2 separate regions of the Homo sapiens genome follow, and region 1 is linked to region 2. A link is a loop called in an ENCODE intact Hi-C map of the cell type or tissue named here. Cell type or tissue: dorsolateral prefrontal cortex. All regions are shown on one strand. Each heading gives the region's core, and the rest is flanking DNA. Links, peaks and the distances in the headings are about the cores only.

Region 1 (8,405 bases), core at 330-8,329, 210 kb after region 2:
AAGCTCAATTTTGGATCCCTAAACAACTATTTTATAGAAAGGGTTCCGTTATCATTTTAAAATGATAAAACGGAGTGTTTTGGGGGGCACTGGCTGGGTTCAAATCGTTCAAATCCTGGCTTTGTCACTTGTTCACTGAGTGGCCTTGGACGGGTTTCTTTACATCTTTGTGCCTCAATCTCCTCGACTGTATTATGAAGTAAATAAAAGTACTCTCCTCAGTTTAATCTTAAGGATTAAATGAGGCAGTACTGATTCAGTGTTTTTTGTCTAATTAACAGCAGATCTAGTTTTCCATTGTTCAGTCCCTAAATCATGGAGTATCCTTGAGACCTTTTTTCTCATCAGCAAATCCTGCTGAATCTAATTTCAAAATAGATCCAACATCCAATTGCTTTGTGCTACAGTGATTACCATATTGGTCATTCCTCCCAGGTATCCTCTTCAGAGCTGAGGTCCCTGTCCTCCACCTGCTGGGAATGTTGGCTGTCAAAGGCATACAGGTGTGTCCCTCATGGGGATTGCCTTGGCTGAGAACTGCCTTGCTCTCCCAAGGGGCAGCCCCCCACCAAAGCCTGGCCAATGTATGGATACGAACACCTGGCCACCTTGCCTGTGGTAGACAGAATGATAGCTTAATCCCCAGACCTGTGAATGTGTTAGGTTACATGGCAAGGGGAAGTAAGGTTGCTAACCAGTTGACGTTCTGATGTAGAGATTGTCCTGGATCATTTGGGTGGGCCCAATGTAATCACAAGCCTCCATGTAAATGAAAGAGGGAGGCAGGAGTCAGAGTCAGAGGAAGAGATGTGTTGATGTGATGGCAATTGCTGGGATTCAGTTGGCCTCTAAAAGGTGCAATGCAGGCAGCTTCTAAGCTTCTAACAGCAGGAAAAGGCAGGGAAACAGATCCTCCCTCTCAAGTCTCTAGCAGAATGCAGCTCTGCTGACACCTTACTAGTCCCATGAGACTCATTTCGGGCTCTTACAATTCTGTTATTTAGAATTGTAAAATAATACACTTCTGTTGTTTTAAGCCACCAAGCTTGTGGTAATTTGTTATAGCAGCCATGGAAAACTAACCTAATTTTGGACAACTCTGAAGGGCCATCCCAGCTCCAGGGCTCCCCATAGGATTGGCTGAGGCGTCAGATGCCACCATCTTTCAGGTCAGCTTCTCTCTCTGACCTATTATGCTTTCCTCAAGTCCTGACACAAGTATCTCCCAAGAGCACGCTCTATAACCCTGTGGATGTAATTGCTCATCTCAGAGTTAGTTTCCAAGGATCCAGATCTAAGACAATATCTTACCTGGGTTGTTATAATAGCCCCCTAAATGGTCTCCTTGTTTATATCCTTAACTCTGCAGTCTCTGCTCAACATGGGAGCTGCAAAGACTCTGTTAGAACATAAATTAGATCAAGACACTCCATAGCTTTCCTTTCCACTCAAAGTAAATGTCAAATTCCTTTTTTTTTTTTTTTTTAAGACAAGGTCTGGCTCTATCACCCTGGCTGGAGTGCAGTGGTGCAATTTCAGCTTACTCCAGCCTCCACTTCCCAGGCTCAATCCATCCTTCCTCTGCCTCCTGAGTAGCTGGGACTATAAGTGCGTGCCACCATGTCTGGCTAATTTTTTGTATTTTTGGTAGAGACAGGGTTTTGCCGTGTTGCCCAGGCTGATCTCAAACTCGTGAGCTCAAGTGATCCACCTGCCTCAGCCTCCCAAAGTGCTGAAATTACAGGTGTGAGCCACCACGCCTGGTCGAGGTCAGATTCCTTACAATGACATAAAAGACTTCATAATCTGCCCAACCACCCTGTCCTTACTTCTTCAGCCTCACCTCCTGTGACTCTGTCCCTTGTTCACTCCACTTCAGCTACACTGCATCCTTTTTGACCATGCCAGTAAAGCTCGGGCCCCAGGCCTTTTGCATTGACTCTTTGCTCATATGCCATCTTTTCCCTGAGGTTCCTGATCACTCTATTTGAATGGCAATTGTCCCTCATCCTACACCAGCACACCCTATCCCTGTTACCTGCATCGTTTTCTGTATGGGCCTGTAAAGGGGCAGCTTAACTTCAAAATGCATTTTAAAATTTTTTTTCCTTTCTCTTGGGTTTCAAGATGTAACCTTGAAGCAAACTGCAGAAGCCTTTTCCCTTAGCCTTAAAATAGACTCCCCATCCCTCCCTTTCTCACCGTATACACGCCCTTCACATTTATCTAACTATATGTTAGTATCTAACTAGGTGCCTACTTAGAAGTTCCAGGGACAAATCCTGAGAGAGACAGATCAAGCCTGGAGACCCAGCTGCAGAATTCCAGAGATTACCTCAAGGTGGCTAATCAACAACCTGGCCATTGTTGAGATGAACGCCAGCCCACACTCCAGGTGGACCGGGACCCAAGATAGCCACTGGAATAAAACTCAGTGCAATTCCTGCATCCCTTCCATATCAGGTCTTCCCTTTTTAAACGCTTGCCTTTCCACCTCAAAATTCAAACTGGTTGCTTTGGATAGGAATCCAGCCACTTCCCCTTAGCCAACTTTGGAAATAAAGTCAATTTTCCCCTACCATACCTCGCTCTTGTTAATTGGACTCTGCAAGCAGTGACTGAAACTGTGTTCAGTTACAGGCTTATAACTTTCCAATATACTATATAGTTTATTTACTTTGTTTATTATTTTTCTTCTCTCATTAGGCTATACGCTCTGTGAAGGCATGTATTTTTATTCACTTACTGCTCTAGCCCCAGTGTTTAGGACTGTGCCTGGCAAAGAGTGGCACTCACTAAAAACTTGCTGAATGAATAAGTGCAGTGCACTATTCTAAAGTATTTAGAACAGTGTCTGACACATAGTGAATGCTCAATAAGGGCTAGCTATTAATATTATTTTTGCCAGTGGAGAGGGGGTCATGAGATTCCTGGCATTGCAGAAGCTACTCATATATATATAGCATTTGATCCCGTGATCCTGCAAGAAGTGGAAGACAAATAATATGCACATGTTAATTAGGAGCTTAGTTTCCTTGTTTTTATGTGTGTGAACCAACCCCTGGGATGAGTTGAATTCCCTTTAGAACAGATGTAAAACCATAGATCTGAGTCTCTCACATGTACCTAGGAGGTGATGAAGGGCAGAGAGGAGACTGTGGGCTGGAGCTGTTTGGAACCACAATTTGGGCCCAGAGAATCCGAGCTCAGGGAAGTCTGATCTGGCCCCAGGTCAGGTCTGATTGATTTTAGGGTCACTTTGGGAAATGAGGAAAGTCCAGCAGTTATACTGCAACAGAAAGGCTGATGATAGTTTATGCTGATTCTGAACTTTTCTTTATTGGAAGAGCTGCCTTTTTAAAATGAGATATGTATAAAGAAAGAACCCAGAGAAATATGTATTTGTTTCTGGTTCCTGGCATAGAGCTCCTAAAGCTCTAGTAATTCTCTGAGTGATAAGAGCATCTTTGTTCTAATGAGGCAACTCTTGCTGGGCTCCTTTATAACTTTGGGATTGAGGTTGGTTGCCAGGAAGACCCAGTCTTGATGAGAAACTTGGAAAATTCAGTCCCATCCTCCAAGGGAGAGAAGCTAGGGCTTCAGTTAATAATCAATCATGCCGACATGATGAAACCTCCATAAAACCCCCTAAATACTTGGTGACCACATCAAGGTGCTGGGAGGGTGCCAGAGGAAACTCCACGCACCACCCCCACACCTCGACTTGTGCGTCTTTTCCATTTGGCTGTTTCTGAGTTTGGCTGTTTCTGAGTTTATAATAAACTGGTACTAATATGTAAAGTGTTTAACTAAGTTCTGTGAGCTGTTCTAGGAGGGGGTTGTGGGAACCCCTGATCTGTAGCTGGTGGGTCAGAAGCCCAGATGTCCTGGACTTGTGATTGGCATCTGAAGTCTGATGTGGAGACAGTTTTGTGGAACTGAGCCCTTTCACTTTTAGCATCTGACACCAACTCTGGCAGTTAGTGTCAGAATTGAATTGAATTGTACAACAGCCAGTTGTTGTCTGGAGAGTTGGAGAATTGGTTGGTGGGAGGAAAAATCTCATTTGGTGCCAGATGTGTTGTGAGAAAAGAAAAAAAAAAAAAACAGCTCATGAGCTCTGTCTTTTCTTGAACTGACTGTGCTGTTACCATGCAGTAATAGTTGAAGGTGAGATCCTTTCTTTTGGTATGTTTTAGGGAAAAAAGCCCAGAAACATACTTTAAAATTGGAAAGAGCAAGAGTATATGGATGTGTATGTGTAAGACATTCTGATTCCTAGGGGGATACGCAACCATCTTTATTATTATTATACATTTTTAGAGTCGAGGTCTTGCCATATTGCCCAGGCTGGCCTCAAACACCTGGACTCATGTGATTCTCCCACCTTAGCCTCCTGAATAGCTAGAACAATAGGCATGTACCACTGCACTCGGCCACAACAATTTTAAGAAAAAAATCTGGCCTGACAAGGTGGCTCATGCCTATAATTCCAGCATTCTGGGAAGTCAAAATGAAAGGATTACTTAGGCTAGGAGTTAAAGACAAGCCTGGGCAGCATAGTGAGACCTCATCTCTACAAAAAAATTAAAAAAATTAGCTGGGTGTGGTGGCATGTGTTCAGGAGGCTGAGGTGGGAGGATTGCTTGAGCCCAGGAGGTCAAATCTGCAGTGAGGCATGATGGCGCCACTGCACTCCAGCCTAAGTGACAGAGTGAGATCTTGTCTAAAAAAAAAAAAAAACTATCCTGCTTGATATAGATCTAGATTTGTAGTCATCATAGAATAACAACATGGCCAATTCTGCCATCTGTTGGTTGTATGAGCACTATGAATAATCAACTCTGTGTGTGAGACACTTGAAATCATTGAATGCTGGAATGAAAAACCATATAATGCATAAGCTGTCAGGGACAGGCGGGGTCAGTCCTGTTTCTCATGATCTTTTTGAAATAGATAGACACTTTATAACCTTTACTGCTTGTTCAATTCAAAAACAGACAACACATTGGAATGTCGTCGTGGCACTGAAGCTCAGCTCTTTTTTGATCCCTATTGTTGATGTTAGCACCTATTCAGATCCCTTTATAATGACACTGGAAATTACATATGTGAAAATATGTATACAGTTATTCCTGTAATCTTTTGTTAAAAAAGGTTAATTTCCAATTTTTAAATAATTCACTTTAAAGATATGGGATGGGGGCTCTTTCCTGAAATTTAGATAGTATTCAAATCATAGCATAGTGCCTGAGGACTTCCACATCTATTGCATACTGCTTGCTTAATGAAAGTTGAATTTCTAATGCCTTTAAAAATTAATGCTTTGGCTGGGCGCGGTGGCTCACGCCTGTAATCCAGAACTTTGGGAGGCTGAGGTGGGCGGATCACGAGGTCAAGAGATCATGACCATCCTGGCCAACATAGTGAAACACTGTCTCTACTAAAAATACAAAAATTAGCTGGGCGTGGTGGCGCATGCCTGTAGTTCCAGCTACTCGGGAGGCTGAGACAGGAGAATTGCTTGAACCCAGGAGGCGGAGGTTGCAGTGAGCTGAGATTGCGCCATTGCACTCTAGCCTGGTGACAGAGTGAGACTCTGTCTCAAAAAAAAAAAAGAAAAATTAATGCTTCTTAAAGAAGAAAATATCCTTCTACTCAGTGAGGAAAACATGATATATATGCTTATAGAGTATAACTTTTGGCTCTTGAATACTATACATTTTTCTTTGTCATACTTTTGTTAACTTATTACAGTATCTTGAAAACTTTTGAAATAGCACACGTTGCTCAAGTATGTTTTTCCATTTGGAAAGTCTTAGTGCTTTTTCTACTGCACTTTTACTTAGTGATTCATTTTCCATCTTGTCTCAGGACCCAAGATGAATTGAACCAAACATGCAACCGCCCGCCCCCATCTTTACTGTTTTTCATCCTATTTTTGGTGGGCCATTTTATAAATTTAATTTTGAATATTAGTCTAATCTTCTAGGGTGTGATAATCTTGTCCAGAATTGCCTGATCTTCCCACTCACTCTTGCAGCCCAGGGGCTAATCATCTCCCTACTCCATTGACCTAGAGTGATGATTGATATTTCTAGCCACCTCGGTCTCCACCTATATGATTTTTAAAAATCTAATTTGCTTCAGATAGCCTGTGTGACAGGGATCATTTCCACAACTTCAATTCTTTACTGAGGGAATAGTCAGTGAACAGATTGAAGCCCAATGCTATCACTTTGTGCCTTCCCAATTTCACTTCTGAGTCTGCGTCAAAACAACACACACTTGAACTTGTATTTTTTTAAAAAATCTGCTTTCGTGCTCATAATCTTTTTCAATCTCTTTTCCTGGTATCTAAAATATCTTAGCAACAACTCTCATCTCTGAGCAACCATCAGGGTATAGTTTCAAATACTACAGCAATCAAAGCATCCTACTTCATTACTTGCTGATTTTTTCCAGGCAATCTATATTTATTTTGTGAATATAACATCAATATAGAAGCACATGATTTACTACCCTTCTCTCTAGTCCTCAAGAAAACTCTTTCTGCGACAAGCAAATTTCCAAGACTCCGTGACTTTTTCATTTTTTTTTTTTTTTTGAGACGGAGTTTTGCTCTTGTGGCCCAGGCTGGAGTGCAATGGCGCGATCTTGGCTCACTGCAACTTCCACCTCCTGGGTTCAAGCAATTCTCCAGCCTCAGCCTCCTGAGTAGCTGGGATTACAGGTGTCTGCCGCCATGCCTGGCTAATTTTTTATTTTTAGTAGAGACAGGGTTTCACCACGTTGGCCAGGCTGATCTTGAACTCCTGACCTCAGGTGATCCACCAGCCTCAGCCTCCCAAAGTGCTGGGATTACAGGTGTAAGCCACCGTGCCCGGCCGACTCTGTGACTGTTAAAGAGCCTTTGTTTGCTGCTGATTGATTAAACTCAGTTATCATTTGAAAACTTCCCAAAGAGGCCAGACTATATTCTGATGAGAAAAATCACTATGATGATATACTAACATGAACTCTGTGAACCTCACCATTAGCCAGAGATTTAAAAATATTTTAAATTGAGGTATAATATATAAACAGCAAAGTGTACAAATCCTGTGTAAACTTGATGAATTTACACACACACACACACACACACCCATGTAGCCACTGCCTAGATCAAGATATATTTCCAACAGCTCAGAAGGCTTCTTTGTCTCTCTTATGTCTCTTCTCAATATCCCACTTCATGTAACCACAGACCTGACTTCTATAACCATAGATTTGTGTTGCCTGCTCTCTAACTTAATACTAAAAGGAAACATAATATATGTATAGTTTTGTGTCTGGCCTCCTTTCTTATCAGTATGTCAATGAGATTCATCCATGTTTGTACTTAACGTAGGGCTGCATTCTTTTTTATTACTGCCTTGTTCCACTGTTTCAATATTCCACAGTTTATTCATCTATTCTATTACCGGTGAACATTTGGGTTGTTTACAATTTTGGGCTATTGTAAATAAAACTATTTAGTCTGAGATTTTCACATATAAAAGAGCTATACACAAATTCTGCTGTTTGGACAATCCTTTATGTGATGTTAGACACAGAGTAGGAAATTAAATCAAGGCTGGGCGCAGTGGCTCATGCCTGTAATCCCAGAATTTTGGGAGGCCAAGGCAGACAGATCACGAGGTCAGGAGATTGAGACCATCCTGGCCAACAATCGTGTCTCTACTAAAAATACAAAAATTAGCTGGGTGTGGTGGCGTGTGCCTGTAATCCCAGCTACTCGGGAGGCTGAGGCAGAAGCATCACTTGAACCCGGGAGGTGGAGGTTCCAGTGACCCGAGATTGCACCACTGCACCCCAGCCTGGTGACGGGGCGAGACTCCGTCTCAAAAAAAAAAAAAAAAAAAAAAGTCTTCTGTGAATCAAAGGATACAACTTTTCTTGTGTGTATCAAAGGATACTTTAAAAGCAAAAATACAACCTACTAGGTGGGGGGAAATATTTGCAAAGCACATATCTGATAAAGTATTAATATCTGGAATATATGAAGAACACCTAAAACTCAAAAATATAACTAAAAACACATGAAAAAATGCTCACCATCACTGGTCATCAGAGAAATGCAAATCAAAACCACAATGAGATACCATATCACACCAGTTAGAATGGCAATCATTAAAAAGTCAGGAAACAACAAGTGCTGGAGAGGATGTGGGTAAATAGGAACACTTTTACACTGTTAGTGGGACTGTAAACTCGTTCAACCATTGTGGAAGTCAGTGTGGCGATTCCTCAGGGATCTAGAACTAGAAATACCATTTGACCCAGCCATCCCATTACTGGGTATATACCCAAAGGACTATAAATCATGCTGCTATAAAGACACATGCACACGTACGTTTATTGTG
Region 2 (8,405 bases), core at 128-8,127:
CACACAGCTATAAAGTCAAACCATAGTAAGTCAGAGACCATCTATACATGTTTTATATTCACCTAAGCTGAACATTTTGAAAACTGAACTCATAATTTCAAACCTGTTCGTCCTCCTGTATCCTTTCATCTCTGTTAGTGGCATCATGAACAGCCACACACTAATCCCAGCTTACGAGTCATCTAGTCAAAACTCAGCCCTCCCTCATCCTCCCACCTCCAATCCATTCTGAAGTCTTTCATCTGTTTATTAGTGCCTAAAATATCTTAAACCTGCCCCCTCCTCTTCATCCCCACTGCCACAACCTAAGTTTAGACTCTCATTATCTCTCTCCAAAACTATTGCCTCAGCTTCCTAATTAATCTCTCTGTCTTTCAGCCTCCTCAGGGTTGCAGTGATCTAAATGCAAATCTCAACATGTCATCATGCGTCTCTGTCAAGGATTAGGTGTAGTCAAATCTCCTTACCCTAGAACACATGCAGCAGGATCTGGCCACTGCCTGAACTGCGTCATCTCTCTGCATTTCCCTTGCCTCCTCTCTCCCACACTCTCTCTTTTGATTACCAATTTTAGGCGACAGGTTCCCAAAACACCCCTGTGCTTTTTCATACCACTGAACTTTTGCTTATGTTGTTTCCTCTGCTTGGAACACCACCTGGTTAACCGTACTCATCTTCAAAACACAGCTCAGGATTTATTTCCTGTAAGAATCAGTCCCAGATCCCAACCCCACCCCCTGGGTCAGTACTTCTCAAATATTTAGCATGCAAATGATTCACCTAGGGACTTGTTAAGACAAAAATCACATTCAGTCAGTCTTGGGTGGAACTGGACAGTCTGTATTTCTAACAAACTTCCAGGAGATGCTGCCGCTGGTGGAGCCACACGTGGAGTAGGAAGGCCTTGGGTTCTGTGACTGCACTATCTCCCATGCATTAAATACCCTGGCTTTATGTCTTCCCACATTAAAAGCTCTTTGGGATTAGAATCAAGACTTCTTTGCATCTTAAGTGCCAAATATATATGTTTACCAAGAAAACTGAGTTCTCACTGAATGTTTTTAGCTTTTTTTTCTTATAATTTTCCCCCCGTTTTCCTCTGGCAAAGAAATGATTTTGTAGCCTGAGGTCTTTAGGTGTTGGCATGACTAGAAGGGAATAAATATTGGGTCATTGTATTTGTGTGTCATGTGTGTATGTGTGTGCACACACACATACACACACACGCCCCTCTTCCCTAAAAGAGAAGACTGCCAGACAAGGAATTCCTAACTTAGAAACAAACCTGACCTTGGCACAAATGCATGGAAAGCCACAATACACATATATTTTCTCCCTTTCCTTCCTGTTTCCCTCCTCTTTCCCAAATAGGAGGTGCTGTTCCAGAGGCAGATGGCCATACCGCAGAGATATCTCACAATACATGAGACTATCCAGCTGTCTCCTAATTCATTTATTAAACGAATATTGACTGAACACCAACTATGTACCAAGCATCATTTTCTCACTTCACAGTTATCTCTCTCCCACCCCCTACCCCCCACAGTCTAGCTAGGCTGCCTGTCCTGTTCTTACTTTGTTAGGCGCAGATTTTTATCTTAAAGGGCCAATGCTTTGTACAAAGTCTCATGCCATTTCATCTTCCATATATTTTACAACAGATGGCAGGTAAATAATGCCAGACCGGCAAAGTCCGAAGTAAAATAAAAAAGAATAGGGCTTTTTATGTGAAGATGTAAAAGGATATAGGGCTGAAGTCAAGAGAAGACTTCTGGGAGAAGGAGGAAATGTGAGGTTACACCTAGGACCTGATCCTGAGGGAGTTGTCAGAGAAGCCCCACCCTGGAACCTGAGAAGAACTAAGTGAGTGGACTCCCTGAGGAGCCAGGGACCTTTGTTCCTCATCTCCTAACCACCTGCCTACATTCCTTCTGCTCTAACAACACAGGCCCATCTGCTGTTCCCCGAACAAGCTGTGTATTTTCACTTTCCCGGACTTTGCTCATGTTGAACTCTCTGCCTCTATCATGTTTCCTCTCTTCCTTTGCCATTCTTCAGGCTCAGTATAAATGTTGCTTCTTTGTAAACCTCTCCCGAAGTTCTTAATCAGAATCCCCTTCACTCTCTGTAACCTTATAAGTGGTTATCACAGCTGGATTTTTGCTATAATTAGTGAGTGAATTAGTTATATCCTTGCCTTGCTTCTTGTTCACACTCTTTGAGTGTGGAGACCCTTCTTTGCAACCCTTTGTATGGCCTGTACATAGCACATTGTCACTATGTATGTTGAAGGGGAGGAGCATCAACCAAATGATGAAAAAACTTAGACTGAAATGAGGTCTCAGAGCTTCTTCTGCAGAAAATCACTGTTGTACAATTACTTTGGAGAGAAGGTGACAATAGCATTGCAAAGGAGAGTCTTGATTACACGATGCTTTCCTAATTTGCCGCCAAATAATTCTTCCTCCGTGTTCTTTTTTTGTTCTTGTTTTGTTTTGTTTGTTTGTTTGTTTTTCTCTGCAGCCCAAGCTGGAGTGCGTGGCGCGCTCTCCGCTCACTGCAAGCTCAGCCTCCCGGGTTCACGCCAGTCTCCTGCCTCAGCCCCCTCCCCGAGTAGCTGGGACTACAGGCGCCCGCCGCCACGCCCAGCTAATTTTTTGTATTATTCGTAGGGACGAGGTTTCACTGTGTTAGCCAGGATGGTCTCGATCTCCTGACCTCATGATCCTCCCGCCTCGGCCTCCTAAAGTGCTGAGATTACGGGCTTGAGCCACCGCGCCCGGCCATCTTCCTCCATGTTCTTTAGGGAATCCATAGAGGCTTAGAGAAGGAAGTCAAGAGCTAACAATTACAATTACTATGGTACAGCCAAGCAGCCAAACTTAAAGTAATTTCTACTGAGGATCTGAGGTCATATCAAAGAAGAGCTAGTTACAGGGCCACAATAGTGGAAAACTGCTGAAAACAGCTGGTATGACAGCATTGAATGAAATGTTATTTTATACACGGGAAGATGTCTCTCCCTGGTTTTAATATAGAACTACAAAAAGATGCAAGTGTCTCTAAAAGCTGAAAGGAATAGCAATATAAATTACAATTAACCTTTATTAAGGCCTATATGTTCATAAATGTTCCGAAGCACTTTACAGGTGTTAACTCATTTTATCTGCTCAACAATGCTATGATTGTAGGTATTATAATCATCCTTAATTTATCAATGAGGAAACTGACCCAGAAAAGTAAAGATTTGTTCAAAGTCACAAAGCTAATGAAGTGTAGCACCAAGATTCAAACCCAGTCAGCCTGGCTCCAGGGCTTAAGCTTGCATCTCTGTCATTTTGATGTACCTACTGTGCTCTACTGAGGAATTCTGATGGATACTTTACAAGCCCATTTCTTTACAATAAGGTAGGTTATACCCTTTCCCAAACAAGGAAAACTGAAGAGAAGTTAAGTAACTCACTCAAGACCATACAACCAGCAATTGCTGGCTTCATATTTATGATAAATATTGTTTAGTCATGCTTAGGTCTATTGGTGTATGGAGCCAACCTTGTAGAGCCAATACCATCATCAGAGTCCTCAGGTTTGAAAAAAAAGACTTTGCTAATCTATAGAGGATTTTTATATAATTGTGCATAATGCGGTCAAACAGAACTATTAATACATATAAGGTAACTATGTAAGTGATCAAATGCTTTGTCCTATGCTCCAGGTCTTCCTCAGATTAAAAAAAAAAAACTGGTTCATTTTATATGAATTTCTTTTCCCAGAAAGCAAGGTAAAGTTCCAAATACAAAGTGCTTTCAAAATGTAATTGATACCTTCCTTCATTGGTTACATATTATATAAAGTACACTTTTCTGGAAAATGAAGTATATTCCCTTATAGGAACTCAGTTACAACTCTGAATTATTGCCATTCATTTTATCTTACTTTTGTGTTACACTCCATCATAAATTTTAATTTACCAAGTATATTGACAGCAAGCTGGCTGTGACATGTCAACCCCACTGATTGCCAGAACTGATTTGCTGGATCTGCCCTGTTAAGATGGTGTCCCATTTCTTCCTGGCTCTGCCACATGTGTTTTTCCAAAATCTGGACACTTTACTGGAGAGGATGATTTCTCTAGATGGAGAAAGACCATGGTCTACAGAGAATCAAGTTCTTCTGCTGGAATACTCAAGGCATGTTGAGTAGGTTCCCCTGCCTGACTGTGTCTCTCCCAGTAGTTAAGATAATGAGCCACTTGAAGGTGGAGATTTCATCTTTGTGTCTCCAGCCTCCTAGCACCATACCTGGCATGTGTTAGATTTTTTAAAATGTTTCTTGAATGAAAAAAAAGGAAACAGACACACAGCCGGCTCCTGTATTCATATAGCTTCAATTCTACATGAAGGCAACACCTATAAATAAAAATACAGACACAGAACATTCAAACATGCATGGACACAATCTAAACCCCCTTCTTTAGAGTCCTTACACAGTTTACAAACGGAAAAGGCACCATCCTAGAATAGCCAGTAGAGGGCATCACACACCAAATGTAGTCAGAATGTGGCTACAGAAATTGAGTTCAAGTTCTAGTTCCTGCTGATCTGAAGGATTCTAAATGGACACCAAAGCAGAGAATATTGTTGGCCTGTGCTCTGCAAGTACCTGTATTTCTATTTTGGTGTAATCACGGATAGAAATGTTCCTGTTTGCCTCATTTCATTTTCAGAGATGACTTTTAAAGCATGAAACAGTGAAAAATGCTTATTATAATGGCAAATTTGAAAAGCAAGATACAAAACTGCTTAGGTCTATTGGTGTATGGAGCCAATATGAAATCTGATAACTGCTATGTCAATAAATTTTCTTAAAAGACAAAGCAAACCTGGCATGATGGTGTGTGCCCAGCTATCCTACTTGGGAAGCTAAGGCGGGAGGATCGCTTGAGTCTGTGAGCTCGAGGTTGTAGTGAACTGTGAATGCGCAGCTGCACTCCAGCCTGGATAACAGAGTGAGACCCTGTCTCAAAAAAAAAAAAAAGAAAGAAAAGAAAAGAAAAAGAAAAGACAAAGCATTGAAATAAAATGGAAAGAAGAAACATGAACAGTGATTCTCTTTGTGATGACTTTTTAGATATACATGCATTTTTATTTTTCTGTATCCTCCAAATTTCTTGAGCACTTTGATAATGTAAAATATATATTTGGCACAAAACAAGATTTAATATTTATTAATGGGTAGCGTTTATGAAAAGTTCTCTGTAGCCACATATTGTGTTTCATTCTTTTTGGAGATATAGTTATTGATGGTGGGTGTGGGGAACCTCTATTGGCCATTTAAGTCCGTGGTTCTTGATAGTGGCTCTTCATTGGAATCACCCAGGGCACATCTCCATCGCCAAACTCAGGCCTCACTTCAGGGATTCTGATTTGATGATGAACCTAAAACTATCAACAATGTTTATTTTCAAGACACTTAGGAGAGGTGCTATTAGAATAAGTGCTCTTCTGTTTCAGTAACTTGTACCTCTTGAGAAGAAAATGTCAAGTCTAGAAAAAGAACTTCAGAGATTGAATAACCACACACTAACTGATTGATCTATGTGTGGGAAATGGTGTAACAACTACACCCTGAATCAGGGCTGCCACAGTTGTATGTGTGTATACAACTTACAGCTCTAAAAACTGGCTTGATTCCAACATTTCCTCTAACTACCCTGCAGCCCTTGGGAGATAATTAGCTAATGACAGTAAAGGGCTTTTAAACTTGAAACATGTTATATAAATGCTAAACACAGGAAACACACAGAGGATTTCCACTGATTGCCAATACTTTGCAACCAGAGACAATTGGACACCTCTTTCAGCCAATTTCTTTTTTTTTTTTTTTTTTTTTTGCAACTGAAATCTTCCTAATCTTTAATCCCAGGGAAACAAAGGAAGTTCTTTTTTTAATGCCTTTCCTACAAATCAAAGACCTAAGAGGGTTGCTCCTTTGACTATCTCACAAGTGAGGTTCCAACAAAACACCACGTTGTAATGTGGTTTGTATGGATGAAGGTTTTGCAGTTCGCTGGTTTGCTTGTATAACTGAAGCTGGGTGCTACCCAAAAAAAGGGTCATACCAGGTTGTCCAGTAGGAGTCCTGGTACTACCCTATACATCATCTCTTGTTTAAAGCAAATAATTTGTGCATGTGGTAATAAATCACATTGTATAAAATAATTTCCATTGAAAAGCAATAGCCTTTCCTCCCTCCCCTTCTTGCTCAGCTCCAGTTCTTCTGCAGAGAAAAACTTCCTTGTTTCATCTGGTATGAGATCACTTGGTGTTTACTTCCATTGCACTCTATATTGCTCTTCTTGGTTTACCAACTTTAATCAATAGCGTTAATTTCACAGTATAAAAATGAGCACGTCTCATATTACCCTCCTCTTCCCAATGTTTAAAACAGTAATCATATATTTTATTTCCTCTTTTGGAACTAAACTTTTATATTTTTAAATAAGTACTCAAATTTCTATTGATTTTTAATAGCATATCTCTGGCTTTCTGTTCTATAAAATGTAGTGGCTCCCCTTCCCATTCCTGCACTTTTCTTCTCTCTTACATTTTTGTCAGCTATACTTTACAACTAACAAAATGGTTAATATTTGTATTGTGTACTGCCATCATAAAAAACTATTTTCTACTTTTTTTATAGGTTGACTTTAGAAGTTAAAAATCTACATAATTCCTTCCAAAAAGTGAGAGGTGACAGCGTGCTGGCAGTCCTCACAGCCATCGCTTGCTCTCTGCGCCTCCTCTGCCTGGGCTCCCACTTTGGCGGCACTTGAGGAGCCCTTCAGCCCGCTGCTGCACTGTGGGAGCCCCTTTCTGGGCTGGCCAAGGCCGGAGCCGGCTCCCTCAGCTTGCAGGGAGGTGTGGAGGGAGAGGCGCGGGCGGGAACCAGGGCTGCGCGTGGTGCTTGCGGGCCAGCGCGAGTTCCGGGTGGGCGTGGGCTAGGCGGACCCCGCACTCGGAGCCGCCAGCCGGACCCACCGGCCCGGGCAGTGAGGGGCTTAGCACCTGGGCCAGCAGCTGCTGTGCTCAATTTCTCGCAGGGCCTTAGCTGCCTTCCCACCAGGCAGGGCTTGGGACCTGCAGCCCGCCATGCCTGAGCCTCCCCAAGCTCCGTGGGCTCCTGTGCGGACCGAGCCTCCCCGAGGAGCGCAGCCCCCTGCTCTATGGCACCCAGTCCCATCAACCACCCAAGGGCTGAGGAGTGCGGGCGCACGTTGCGGGACGGGCAGGCAGCTCCACCTGCAGCCCCCCACTGCAGGATCCACTGGGTGAAGCCAGCTAGGCTCCTGACTCTGGTGGGGACTTGGAGAACCTTTATGTCTAGCTAAGGGATTGTAAATACACCAATCAGCACTCTGTATCTAGCTCAAGGTTTGTAAACACACCAATCAGCACCCTGTGTCTAGCTCAGGGTTTGTGAATGCACCAATCCACACTCTGTATCTAGCTACTCTGGTGGGGACTTGGAGAACCTTTTTGTCCACACTCTGTATCTAGCTAATCTAGTGGGGACGTGGAGAACCTTTGTGTCTAGCTCAGGGATTGTAAACGCACCAATCAGCACCCTGTCAAAACAGACCACTCCGCTCTCTGTAAAATGGACCAATCAGCAGGATGTGGGTGGGGCCAGATAAGAGAATAAAAGCAGGCTGCCCGAGCCAGCAGTGGCAACCCGCTGGGGTTGCCTTCCACACTGTGGACTCTTTGTTCTTTCACTCTTTGCAATAAATCCAGCTGCTGCTCCCTCTTTGGGTCCACACTGCCTTTATGAGCTGTCACACTCACCGCGAAGGTCTGCAGCTTCACTCCTGAGCCAGCGAGACCACGAACCCACCAGAAGGAAGAAACTCCGAACACATCCTAACATCAGAAGGAACAAACTCCAGACGCACCACCTCAAGAGCTGTAACACTCACCGTGAGGGTCCGCAGCTTGATTCTTGAAGTCAGTGAGACCAAGAACCCACCAATTCCGGACACAAAAGTATAATAAGGAAAGGGGGAGAGGACAAGTGATCATACATTGGAGAAACCTGGTAAACTCTAGCTCAATCAGGTGATTGAAGTCAGGGTCAACAGTCATACTGATAGTATGTACTATCTATACATAGTATGAATGTGCTCTTGACTTCATGTGATAAAAATGGCACCTTACCTTTGCGGTCCTCTTCACGAAACCAATCACCCCAGTCTAATAATGAGAAAAAAATAAAAATAAAAAAATCCCAAGTGAGAGACAGTCTACAAAACCGTAATTAGTACTCCTCAAAATTCAAAATCATCGAAAACAAGAAAAGCCTGAGAAACTGCTATAGCCTAGAGGAGCCTAAGAAGACGCGGCAACGAA

What was found. Hi-C counts contacts between places; a loop is a spot of excess contacts. Peaks named below come from ENCODE experiments on the same cell type or tissue, not always from the same donor. Only the 100,000 strongest peaks of a DNase experiment are listed, where the experiment ranks them.
Region 1: a loop joins it to region 2, with 8 times the contacts of the local background. A loop is called at or near these places in 26 of 110 quality-filtered maps.

The regions. Positions count from the first base shown.
Region 1 is chr1:89,777,248-89,785,652 of GRCh38, reverse strand. All of the region lies in intron 1 of LOC107985744 (a long non-coding RNA gene), which reads right to left. Among named protein-coding and RNA genes, the nearest start is that of LRRC8D, 40 kb to the left of the region's middle. In dorsolateral prefrontal cortex, for the core only: a CTCF peak has its summit at 4,791 (motif pointing left); no DNase peak of the experiment used is centred there.
Region 2 is chr1:89,983,521-89,991,925 of GRCh38, reverse strand. It overlaps LOC105378847 (a long non-coding RNA gene), which reads right to left. Exons shown (of 3, transcript XR_001738142.2): 3 at 5,108-8,249. It also overlaps the pseudogene RN7SKP272. Among named protein-coding and RNA genes, the nearest start is that of ZNF326, 7.4 kb to the left of the region's middle. In dorsolateral prefrontal cortex, for the core only: a CTCF peak has its summit at 4,525 (motif pointing right); a DNase peak (open chromatin) is centred at 4,529; H3K27ac peaks cover 1,950 bases.